Linked DNA regions of Homo sapiens: region 1 is linked to region 2. The links are chromatin loops, found by intact Hi-C in ENCODE. Cell type or tissue: PC-9. All regions are shown on one strand. Links, peaks and the distances in the headings refer to the core of each region. The heading gives the core; the rest is flanking DNA.

The links. Hi-C counts contacts between places; a loop is a spot of excess contacts. Peaks named below come from ENCODE experiments on the same cell type or tissue, not always from the same donor. Only the 100,000 strongest peaks of a DNase experiment are listed, where the experiment ranks them.
Region 1: it touches region 2 in a loop (8-fold over the local background); 2 of 110 quality-filtered maps call a loop at or near these places.

Annotation. Positions count from the first base shown.
Region 1 is chr5:160,197,979-160,200,882 of GRCh38, reverse strand. It overlaps FABP6-AS1 (FABP6 antisense RNA 1), which reads left to right. Exons shown (of 4, transcript XR_941148.3): 3 at 1,712-2,656. It also overlaps a transcript of FABP6 not described here. Among named protein-coding and RNA genes, the nearest start is that of FABP6-AS1, 11 kb to the left of the region's middle. RefSeq lists a silencer at 1,238-1,597. In PC-9, for the core only: a CTCF peak has its summit at 1,400 (motif pointing left); no DNase peak of the experiment used is centred there; H3K4me3 peaks cover 552 bases.
Region 2 is chr5:160,286,061-160,288,964 of GRCh38, reverse strand. All of the region lies in intron 2 of CCNJL (cyclin J like), which reads left to right. Among named protein-coding and RNA genes, the nearest start is that of CCNJL, 25 kb to the left of the region's middle. RefSeq lists enhancers at 1-561, 2,076-2,809, 2,810-2,904. In PC-9, for the core only: no CTCF peak of the experiment used is centred there; a DNase peak (open chromatin) is centred at 1,284; H3K27ac peaks cover 676 bases.

The sequences.
Region 1 (2,904 bases), core at 291-2,790, 88 kb after region 2:
CAATGCTAAGGCCACCTTCCCCTCTCCCCACCCAAGGGCTAGGTTTGAAGGATTAGGTGTGGCCAGGCCAGGAGGAAGTGTGGAGCCATCCCAAGAGATGCCCATGGCAGGAGAACACAGATGAGACAGCTGGGGACAGTAACACAGACCTCTCCTCAAACTAAAGACTTGCCGGGTGCGGTGGCTCACGCCTGTAACCCCAGCACTTTGGGAGGCCAAGGCGGGTGGATCACCTGAGGTCAGGAGTTCAAGACCAGCCTGGCCAACATGGTGAAACCCCGTCTCTACTAAAAATACAAAAAATTAGCCAGGCATGATGGTGGGCGCCTGTAATCCCAACTACTCAGGAGGCTGAGGAAGGAGAATCTCTTGAACCCAGGAGGCAGATGTTGCAGTGAGCCAAGATCGTGCCATTGCACTCCAGCCTGGGCAACAAGAGGGAGACTCCGCCTCAAAAAAAAAAAAATAGAAAAAAAAGGACTCAACGGGCGTTTGCATCCTCTGCTGTTCCCTGCAGCCTCTGCCCACAACGGCAGAAAGAACTAGGGCCTGAGAGTTCAGAGGTCAGATGGGGATTCTGGGCCTAGGTCTGCCACCTCTGCTCAATAGGTGGCCATGGGTAGGCCACTTTCTTAAGAATAATGACTAACTGCAGGCACAGTGCTAAGCATGTTGCATGTGTGTTCTCCCATAATCCTAAGAGGCTGCCACTTCCGCAGCTTGAGCTCAGAGAGGTTAGGAAGGCTGTCTAAGGTCGTCCAGCTATTAAGCAGCAGAGATGGAATTTGAACCCAGACTTCACACTAGTTTCACTGCTGGAGCCTCAGTTTACCCCTTAGTGAGATAAGGCAGCCAGACTCTGCCTAAGCCTTTTCCATCACAGGACGTCCTGTGTGGTGCGCCTGCACGGTGAGTGGCACAGTCAGAGGGCCCCTGGCTGGGGTAGGTGGGAGGGATGTGGAGCCACCTCCGTGGGGAAGACCATGTCCTGCCCCACTTCTTGTAGGACGGCCTGTCTCTCCTCAGCAGTCCTTTCAGGAGGCTTCATTGCTCTGGGCTGGTGCGGGGGTTCAGGTTAGGCTGTGAACTCCCTAGTGAGCGGAGATCCCACTGGGACGCGTCTGTGTCCCTCCCCGCGCCGGACACTGGGGCTCACCACAAGATAGGCTACCATGCGGGTTTGCTAATGGAGACGAAGGAGGGGGCAGGGGATGAAGATAGCAGGGGGAGATGCCAGGTAGGGAGAGAGGGAGACAGGAATGGCAAGACAGAGAGGAAGTGCGAGGCCTCAGTAGGAGACAGCCGAGCCCCGCCCGCCGGCCCCAGGCCGACGGGGAGCCGGGATGCCGCGACCTGGCGCGCCCTCTGGTGGCCGGCTTGGCACGGCACGGCCCGGGGTGGCGCAGGAGGGGGTGAGCCCAGGGGGCCAGGGGGCTGCCCCGGTCCCCACCGCCATCGTCTCTAGGGGTGGCCGAACCTGCCACTACTCCAAGTGTCCGTCCTCTGAGGGAAGCCATCTTAGTAACAACAACAATGAGACTGTCACAAAGACAGTCACAGAGAGACAGCTGAAAGGAGGAAAAGGGCTTTGGAGCCATGACAAGTCTGTTATTAGCATCACAGAGAAAGGCGAGCAAGTCCCCCACCCAAGGTGTTCTCCCCACTGTGACCTGGGTCATCCTTTCATTTGCCTCAAATGACTTATTTCCAGCTTCACGGAGCTACCTGAGTCAGCGCCTGCATCTCCACCACCATCATCATCGTCACTGTCTTCATCGCCTCTGGGCTGGACCAGCCCCTGCCTGTGAGCTCCCTGGAGCCAGAGGTGCAAAGTCTGCAATGACACAAAAAGCCAGCACGCTGGGAGGGGCTCTGGAGACCATCTCATTGTTCATTCATTTGTCTATTCAATCCATTTTATTGACTGCTCACTGTGTGCCAGACACATGGGCCCTGGAGATACAGAAGAAACACGTGAGGTCCCTGCCCTCCAGGAATTAAGAAGATAAAGTCAAAAGTGCTGTAAAGAACAACAGGATGATGGGCCAGTATTTGAAGAGGTCGTTTTCAGATGGGGTGGGCAGGGAAGGCATGTCTGAGAAAGGAATCTTTGTGGACACCTTAATGCTTAGGACATGGGGCTGAGAAAAGCAGGCAGAGGAATTTCAGATAACGCCTCAGTTGGTAAAAAGCTAGGGGGATGGTGCAGGCAAGGAATAGAAGGAAGGACAGTGTGGTGGGAGTTTGGTGGTGAGTGAAAGAGGGGCCTGGGGACCGTGCACACTTGAAGGCTGTAGCCGGGCATCTGGCTTGGATTTTGAGGACTGAGGGGACCATTACAGGGCTTTAGGCATGGGGATGGCACGATCCAATTTACATTTTTCATGTCATTCCATCTGCTTCCTGGAGAACACATGATAGGAAGAAGGAACGTGGAAGCAGGGAGACCAGTGAGGTGGTAACTCCAGAAACAAAGAGGTGGCGGCTGATGGGGCGAGTGGGAGGAGCCTGACCCTGGTGGATTTTGGAGGCACAGAAGGCAAACCTGCTGGGGGATTGTCTGTGGGGGACAGGGAGAGCAAAGACTGGGTGCCTTCCTCTTCCTGCCTTCCTCTTCCCGCTTTGCACCCCTTCTGGCCTGAATCATCTCCCTCAGGTAACTAAGAGGAGGGGGCAAAGGACTCCAGACTATGTAGCCAGATATAGCCCCAGGTCCCCAGGGCTATATCTTGGGTCTGTGCAGAAACTAGGGACGTGGGGGCCAGAGGTATTTTTAGCCTTCTAGCTCTCTCCTTCTGTCTTCTGCAATCCCTCTCCCTACCCCCTTCCCCCTTCTTCTCTCCTTCTCCCTTCCCTCTCCAGCTCCTTCCCCCACCTCCTGCTCCTCTTTCTCTCTCTCTCACA
Region 2 (2,904 bases), core at 265-2,764:
CTATGGCATTTTATGAGAGTTTGCACAAAGAAATATCTGAAGAATCCAGGTAGAACCTAGTAGTACTTCTGTCTGAATCCTTCTAAGTGAGGGAATATGAGTGATGTTATTCTTTTTTTTTTTTTTTTTTTTTTTAGACAGAGTCTCGCTCTGTCGCCCAGGCTGGAGTGCAGTGGCACGATGTCCATTCACTGCAAGCTCCGCCCCCCCGGGTTCATGCCATTCTCCTGCCTCAGCCTCTAATTTTTTTGTATTTTTAGTAGAGACAGGATTTCACCATGTTCGCCAGGATGGTCTCGATCTCCTGACCTCGTGATCCGCCCGCCTCAGCCTCCCAAAGTGCTGGGATTACAGGCGTGAGCCACCACACCTGGCTGGTTATTCTTTTTAAGATTCATCAGTGAACATATAATTTATAATTAGTAAAAAGAAAAAGAAAGGAAAAGAAAAAAATGGAAAATTCCTTCTGGAAGGGGCTTTGCATTGTAGGAAGATGAAGTGGGATACTTACTGGGCATGGGGTGTTATTATGACAGGGCAGATTTTGTTAAAGGGATGATGTGGGGTTGCTAGGAAATCCTCAGGGATAAATTTTGAGCTGGGCCTTGTAACACAGTGGGTATCTAGTCTTTTTGTTTGTTTCCAAACTGAAAACATAGTAACTGAAGTAATAAAGTGGTTATGCATTGAGCATTTTTGAAAAATTCAGGCTGTTGAAAAGCATGATCGTGAAAATGCAAGATCTCAGTGCCCATCCCGACCTCTCCTCCGTAGCCACTGTTAATATTTTGATGTATCTTTTCTAAGTTTTTTCTAGCCCGTAGCTATTATGTTAAAAAATAATAATAATAATAAAGGACTGTGATGACAAAAGCAGGGGTTTTTGTAAGGTGGATTTCTTTTTCCCGGAACTCCACCATGGCCATCTGTCCATGCCTCCACCTGTTCATCTCTAGATACTCCTGCGGCAGATGGGCTTCCCTGAGTCAGGTGATCAAGGGCCAACAGCTGGGGAGGGAGAGTGATCAGGAAGCCTCTGCCCTTCCCTCCCCTCCCACCTCAGCCCCCTTCTTCTACAGCCTCCCCCTAGCCTTTCTGCTGCCCACACTCTCACCGCCTGTGGCCCTGCCAGGCATGCTGAGGGGAAGGTCACCCTGCCTGGCCAGGTTCCTGCCCGCCCAGCGCCTGCCTGATTGCTGAATGCCTGCCAAGCTCCTGCCTAATCTGGGGAGAGCTTTAGAAGCCGCCCTAGGGCAGGCTGCTCTTTTGTTTCTGGAATCCAGGCCACTCAGCAGAGGGGCTGGCTTCCTGCACTGCGCTGCTGCGGCCTTCAAGTGGACTTAGGTCAAGAGTGCCTGGGGAGGAATGCAGTCCCTTAGAGCAAAGCCCTTGTAATGAATGCCTTCCCTGCACCCCCTAATTGGGTTAGCGAAGTGATCAGCTAGATTCTCAAACTAAACAGGATAGGCATGCTGCAGTCCTACATTGTTATTTCCATGACAAAGAATCTCCCTTTTCCCAGTGAGGGGAACAAGCTGAGGCTCAGAGCTGCTAATTCTACTTGGTTTGAGGGCTCTGCAGAGGACACACTGACAGAGGCACCTCAGCTCAAAGGTAGAAAGCCTCATTGCACATTTCTCAAAGCAGGTTTCTTTGAAAGCCCAAAGAGCCTTTGACAGAGATAGATCAATTCAACTTCTCTGAGACTTGATTCCCCAGCTTGAGGGAAGAGGAAGGGCCACTAGGCTTGCTGAGCTGCTGTTAACACCAAATACTCTACATTTACGGCAGCGTGACCCCCATTTCTCAGATAGGGACACTGAGGGTCAGTTCACATGCCCAAGGTTGGTAAATAGTGGAACTAAGATTCCGACCCAGAACTGCCTGACCTCACACTCTGTAGGTATCAAGCTAATCCCCGGTATGTGGGGGCGGGAGGTGAGGTGGTTGGTACAGGGAGTGACTCTGTATTTATTCTTTCTTATTCGATACATATTTATTGAATGTCTGCATCTGTGCCAGCTACATAAATAAGTAAATTTTCGGCCACAAAGAGAAGACTACCAAGAGAATAAGGGGAACCTGATTTGGAATGATGGAGAGGTCAGAGAAGTCTTAGGAAGTGACATTTAAGTCAGTATTTGAGGGACAAACAGAAACAGGGAGAAAGAGCATCCCAGGGAGCCAGTGTTCTAGCTTCAAAATCCTGCCCTCTTGAGACCAGCCCCTTCCAGCACGCTGTACCTACTAACCCCTACTTGCCATATATTGCTATGCATTCCAGTGGTCCATAACTTTTCCTTTTTTCTTTTCTTTGCTTTTTTTTTGAGACAGAGTCTCACTCTGTCACCCAGGCTGGAGTGCAGTGGTACAATATTGGCTCACTGCAACCTCTGCTTCCCGGGTTCAAGTGATTCTCGTGCCTCAGCCTCCCGTGTAACTGGGACCACAGGTGTGCACCACCATGCCTAGCTAATTTTTGTATTTTTAGTAGAGACGGGGTTTTGCCATGACGACCAGGCTGGTCTTGAACTCCTGGCCTCAAGCGATCCGCCCACCTTGGCCTCCCACAGTGCTTGGATTACATGAGCCACTGCACCTGGTCCATAACTTTTTCTTTTATGCACCAATGTCTTTCTTTGAGAATCTGCTCAAGGCAAAGGACGCTTCTCCCAGGAACACGTACAGGAAAGACGTTCTTTGTGTTGCCTTGAGTTCTCTTCTCTCACTTGGCTCAAGGGAAAATCTAGAAGGCTTTGAGCTTGGCCAGTTGAGTGGGGAGGGAGGTCAAGACGTTGCCTATCTGACTTGTGTTTGGGGGCTTTGGACTGCACTGATGAAGGCAGCGTGGCCCGGCCAAAGGTCACTTGGCTAAGTCTAATTTCCGGCAGCTGCAGCCCACCA